Linked DNA regions of Homo sapiens: region 2 is linked to region 1. Evidence: chromatin loops called from intact Hi-C (ENCODE). Cell type or tissue: Caco-2. All regions are shown on one strand. Each heading gives the region's core, and the rest is flanking DNA. Links, peaks and the distances in the headings are about the cores only. Region 1 overlaps ADAMTS18 (ADAM metallopeptidase with thrombospondin type 1 motif 18). Region 2 overlaps ADAMTS18 (ADAM metallopeptidase with thrombospondin type 1 motif 18).

What was found. Peaks named below come from ENCODE experiments on the same cell type or tissue, not always from the same donor. Only the 100,000 strongest peaks of a DNase experiment are listed, where the experiment ranks them.
Region 2: it touches region 1 in a loop (5-fold over the local background); 5 of 110 quality-filtered maps call a loop at or near these places.

What each region holds. Positions count from the first base shown.
Region 1 is chr16:77,304,338-77,307,267 of GRCh38, reverse strand. The region is part of intron 16 of ADAMTS18 (ADAM metallopeptidase with thrombospondin type 1 motif 18); the gene reads left to right. Among named protein-coding and RNA genes, the nearest start is that of SYCE1L, 110 kb to the right of the region's middle. In Caco-2, for the core only: no CTCF peak of the experiment used is centred there; no DNase peak of the experiment used is centred there.
Region 2 is chr16:77,357,867-77,360,796 of GRCh38, reverse strand. It overlaps ADAMTS18 (ADAM metallopeptidase with thrombospondin type 1 motif 18), which reads left to right. Exons shown (of 23, transcript NM_199355.4): 8 at 1,374-1,479. Among named protein-coding and RNA genes, the nearest start is that of ADAMTS18, 76 kb to the left of the region's middle. In Caco-2, for the core only: no CTCF peak of the experiment used is centred there; a DNase peak (open chromatin) is centred at 1,467.

The sequences.
Region 1 (2,930 bases), core at 225-2,724:
ACAAAAACATGAATCCACACCACAAAACCATTCTTTCCGTGAGACACAGGAGTGTAAGGTGCAATTTGGGCTTTATCAAGAAAAGGCCAACCAATAAAGTCTATTATATTTCAGTTGTTAAAACAATGATTATAAATAAATCCAGGGGAAAATTGATTGAGGAGATCAAGTATTCTTAAATTAGATGCCAGTATGTTCAAGAAATAAAATTCTTAGGTTCAAACCCAGTGTCACAAAGTAAATGTCACAGCACACCAGGGAGGCCCAGTGTTGTCTTTCCAGCAGTTAACACAGTTTTTAGAATTTTAAATTAGAATCCTGGGCTTGGTGTTTCAAAGCTTGAGAGGCAATGTTGTGAGAGTGAAGATGTGAGGTTTTAGGGTTAAACAAGACCAGAGACTTGAGTCCCATTGCTGTGACTTATTAGCTATGTGACTTTGAGTATTGGTTTATTAGTCTACACTATTGGAATTAATAGCACCTTCTTCTTAATGTCGTTATCAATTTTAAATGAGATAATGCATGTACAATGCTTTGCCTGGCACATAATAAGCACTCAATAGGCATTGTTAATTTTAAAGCAATCGAATACATTATTGAGGACAGGAATTGAGTTTCCTAGCATGCATTAAATAAAAAGCTAGTCTTTAAAATTTATCCATAACCTTTATGGTAAAATGAGGACAACTTCTTGAAGAAGAAGAAAAAAAGAGGCCTTAAATAATGAAACAAATACAAAGCTGACTGAAGGAATTTTAAAAAGTTTTAACATTAAAAATTAAAAGTGGGGACGAAAGAAAGAGAATCATTTACCCGTGATTATTGAAGATATCCTTTGTTTTAATTTTATGTGCCTTAAACAGAAACTGCATCCCCTTCCTTCAGAGAGTTGTTGGTAGATTCCAGCCCCTGTCTGTGGTTTTCCAACTTAAGAAGCTGTAAATTTTATAACTCTGCACCCTGCGGTTAGAGCTGCTGAGTGTTGTGTCTGAAGTCAGGTGGTTTGTGTGTTAAAGGTAGACATTAAACATCTCTATGGAGGACCTGGAAGCATTTAAGGAGGTTGCTTGCCAGCTGTAAATTGGAGACTCCATGCCAGTTGGCTGGAAAATTCTCTGGACTAAGTCCAGTTAAGTAGATTGAATCACTGGCGGTCTTTCCAAATTTGTGCATTTAACAGCTTGGCTATACACTCCGACATGCGGCACGGGGTTGTAAGCAATGGCATTATTGTGATGTGGTGCCATTACGGGAGGGATGCGGTGCTCCTGTACCCTGAGCATGTTTGTGTTCTCCAGGAATGCTGAGAAAAGCAATGGACTACTCTTGACATGGTCACCGAAAATGTTCTAAAATGTGAACAATGGGAATGATCATTTTCAAGTTACATATTGCCCAAGATGTGTTCCCTGGCATTCGTAGAGGAAGTTAGCATCTTAGGTGGTTCTATGCACACCTCTCCAGGGTTGTCCTGTTTCCCCACATCAGTGGGAGAGGCTGTCTGTGGTTTGGTTGATGGTGATGGACACACTAAAGCACGTGCTGAGATATAATCAAGGCCACCAAATTGGGGGCTATATTCTCCAACCATGAAACGAGAGAGAAGTCATTGTCAGATTGCAGGGTCATTTCGAATTTGAAAAATTTTTAATTGTGTCTTAAAACTGATCCAGGTGAGAAAACCTGGATTTAGCTGGGCAGGACTAGCTTCATGGGCATGGGACCTGCCCAGCTGCAGAGGACGTTGTGCTTAGAAGCGCCCTTTGGTTTAATGCTTCACTGTCACTGTCTTGAAATTCTTAATTTTTTCAAACAATGACTGTTGAATTTTCATTTTGCACTGGGCTTTAGAAATTATGTAGCAGTTTTTGAGGGTGGATTTGATTTGAGAAAATTCTGATTTTTTTTTAAGAACAGGGTGAAAGAGAAACTTTCCCACAGAGATTCTATGAGACAAGTGGACAATAATCTCCAAAGGTTTAAGTATTTGCAGGCATCAAACAGTAAGAGATAAGAGGATTTCTAGGATACTCTTGGTCACTGTTCTTCTCAACACAGAATAAAGATGGGGGCAAAGAGCATCTTACTTATTGAGAAGCAAATAATATGCTACAATTGGCACATACTTATCTTTTATATATTTGTCTTGGTACTTATTTGTTTAAGTTTTTACTTCCTTTACAAGGCCTTTACGAGCTGATGTTAAGTAAATTCTTACATCAGCTTTCTGCTGGTTTGTACAAATATTGTCTTTCGGTCTACATGATAACACATTGAACTCTGCATGTGAATTTATAGCTACACATACATTAAAGGCAAACCTTGAGTCATTTGATTTTTGTAAAGTTAAGAGGCCTTCATTTATGTATTCATTGAATGCATTAATATGTTAAGGAAATAAACTATAAACAATATGCTCTATATGCTACTGGCCATAAAACTGTAATAGTAACACACATACACAGGCATACAAATAGCTACTATGTATTTTATGAGTTAATTTAAAGCTGCACGTTCCTAAGAACATGTACAGCAAATTGTGTAAGTTATTTCTCTTTTTCTTTTGGCCAGATACATGAGTTTTGTATTACCATGATATTATGAAATGGATTTGTTCCCTTACTGCTGTTTAATATTCTGATCATTGCTGGTCTTACCTTTAGTTCAAGGATTTTACTTTGCTGAGGATCCTCATTTTCAAGTTTAGGAAAAGGGATGTGGGAAACACAGTGTAACAGTTTGTCTTTTTCAGAGGGGGGAATAGAAATCTTCAAAGAAAACAGAAGTATTTGATTGTTTTTGTTTTTGAGACAGTGTCTCACTCTATGGCCCAGGCTGGAGTGCAGTGGTGTGACTATAGCTCACTGCAGCTTCCAACTCCTGAGCTCAAGCAGCCCCCTGCCTCAGCCTCCCAAGTAGCTGGGACTATA
Region 2 (2,930 bases), core at 191-2,690, 54 kb before region 1:
TATTTTTTATGTTTCTCAAATTCTCTGCAGTTTCTCTGTTATGTCCTATAAATAAGTTTATTTTAACAATTAACCATTAATCACAGTCTTCAAAAACACAATGATTTTGGGAATTGTTCCATAGAAAGGGTTTTTGTAATGAAAGATGGTATATATCCATTCATATTCTGAATTTGGAATGTGCAAAGTGACATATGATAATCCAGTGCATTGTTTTCAAGAGAGATTCTGAGAAGCAGACAGTGTTATCTGTTATCCAGAGACCAAAATGTACTAAAAGGCTTGGAAAAAACAAAACACCAGAAATTCTATCAACTGTGGAAAAGGTCACTTACTTTAAGCAGTGTGTCCTAATGCAAAGGGCATGGGCTTTGACTTCCCATATGTCTGTGGTTGATTCCTGAGTGTAGAATTTATGACTCTGAGATCTTGAACAAGTTAATTCACCTCTCTGAGCTTTGGTTTCCTAAGCTATAAATACATACACACACAGATATATAATAGACATATAGCACAGTGTGTGAATTTGCAACCATTTATTTAGTGACGATGACGATGGTAGTAATGATAATGATCCCACCCCTTATTTGTGCCTTTGTATTAGATTTCCCAGCTGATCTCACTTCCGTCTTGACAATGAAGTGGGTACAATCCATTCACAAGCATGCATTTAATATTAGATGGGTACATAGATTTGTTCTACTGATTATTAGGACCCAAAACTGGAAAGAAAGATGTTCGCACACACTGTATTGTATTTGAAGATAGACTTAAGGGCTGGCCGGGATGCTTTTATAATGGCTCTTAGAGGGAAGTAACTTTGGGAACAGAAGCACTTACCACATTATAAAGAACCAGAGAAAAATGAATTTAATCTGCACATGTTGCTTAGACATTTTCATGTTTTCTGCTCTAGTAAAAGACCAGGATATGTGTTTTTCCTTGGAAAATACACCCTGAGCTGTGACGTTAATGCCACTGTTCAGTGAGCATTTTGCATTGGTTTTGCTATCATTCTATCCGTTGCTCTGACCTGAATGATAAACTCAGACAAGGCATATAAATATTCTGTGACTTACTAAACTAAATGTAAAATGGGAATTACAGTACTCATACTGACCTTACAGGGCTCTTACAAGGATCAATTGATAACAATATGTAACAAAAGCAAGAAAATAGGAAATGTTGCATTTATACATTATCATTACACAGGACAAAGAACTATAGATCTTTTTTTTTTTTTTTTTCCAAAAACACTGAATGCATTGATCTATTAAACTAAAACTGTGTAGAACATTTTGAGGACATAAATCATCATCATGTATCTGTGTGTGCAACCTTTGGATTCACATTTGAAACTGCTCTTTCAATAGGGTTTGCCCCCATCAGTGGAATGTGCTCTAAGTACCGAAGTTGTACCATCAATGAGGACACAGGACTTGGCCTTGCCTTCACCATCGCTCATGAGTCAGGGCACAAGTAAGTGCCTCTTTGAACCACTACTTTATGTGAAAACTAGTTGGGTGATTCATTGGTGTTCCTCTAACCGTTGTTGTTGACTTAGGCAGAACAAAGAGGATCAGTCTTGTGTAAAGCTTAGAATAGTTTCTGACTATACAAAGGGCTCACTAAAGGCTAGCTGTTGTTGATTTCATTCTCTTTAAACAGCAGCACTTAATAGCCACACAGTACTCCTTCGTGTGCACAGATGGGGTCTCTGGGCTGCTAGGCATTTGTTTATTTTTGTTCATGTTTTGCAGCAATGAAGACACTTCTAGCTGATTCTTTATGCACAGGAAGTAATCATGGAGAAAAATTAATTCCCAAAGTATAATGGCATGCTGCTTTTTAAAAAAACTTTTGCTGCATGTACTGAATATTCTTTTAGTTGGCAACATTGCATGTACTTAATATTCTTTTGATTGGTGTCACTAAATCTTCCTTTTATGATGGAGACAACGCTATAGAGAATTTTCAAACATTAGAGCAATAGCAGCTGCATTGGAACAAGTATAATACTTTACAAAATAATTATTTCAATGTGTAGTACTCTTCAGATATACCAGTTTAGGATGTTTGTGTGTGTGTACTTGTGTGTATATTTTATTCAACATACAGGAAATAACTCATATATTTTCAAAGCATCTAGTTAATTTTTGACTTAAAAGCAAACATCATTCAGTAACCATAGTTGGTATTTTTATATGTTGGTGCTGCTATCTTTTTTCTTTTTTTGAGACAGAGTCTCCGTCTGTCGCCCCGGCTGGAGTGCAGTGGCACGATCTCGGCTCGCTGCAACCTCCGCCTCCCGGGTTCAAGTGATTCTCCTGCCTCTGCCTCCTGAGTAGCTGGGATTACCAGTGCCCACTACCATGCCTGGCTAATTTTTATAGTTTTAGTACAGATGAGGTTTCACCATGTTGGTCATGCTGACTACAGGTGATCTGCCGACCTCGGTTTCCCAAAGTGCTGAGATTACAGGTGTGAGCCACCACGCCCGGACAGTGCCAGTATCTTCTATGAGCTACATTTATTATCTTTAGGAAATTTAAACCTTGATCATTGTTGTTATTGTTATCCAACAAATTTCCAACATTATTATACACACACACACACATTTAGACACACATGCACACTTTCCTAGATATGAATAAGCCAATTTTTAAAATTGTAAATGGAGAAGCGAAAATGCTCACTAAGAACAATGCTTCTCATACAAAGCAGGAAACAAAATATGTGTGCATATCAAATGTATGTCTAAGTTTGTTTTACCAGCATGAAGTCCAACCGAACAGGTGTCACTTTTCAAAATACTGGTCATTGAAAAATTTCATTATCTTTGCATATGTGTTAAAATTATCCAAAATCAAAATCCAACATTTTAGATAAGGAAAAGCAGAACATATTCTTCAGGTAGGATTCAGGAGAGA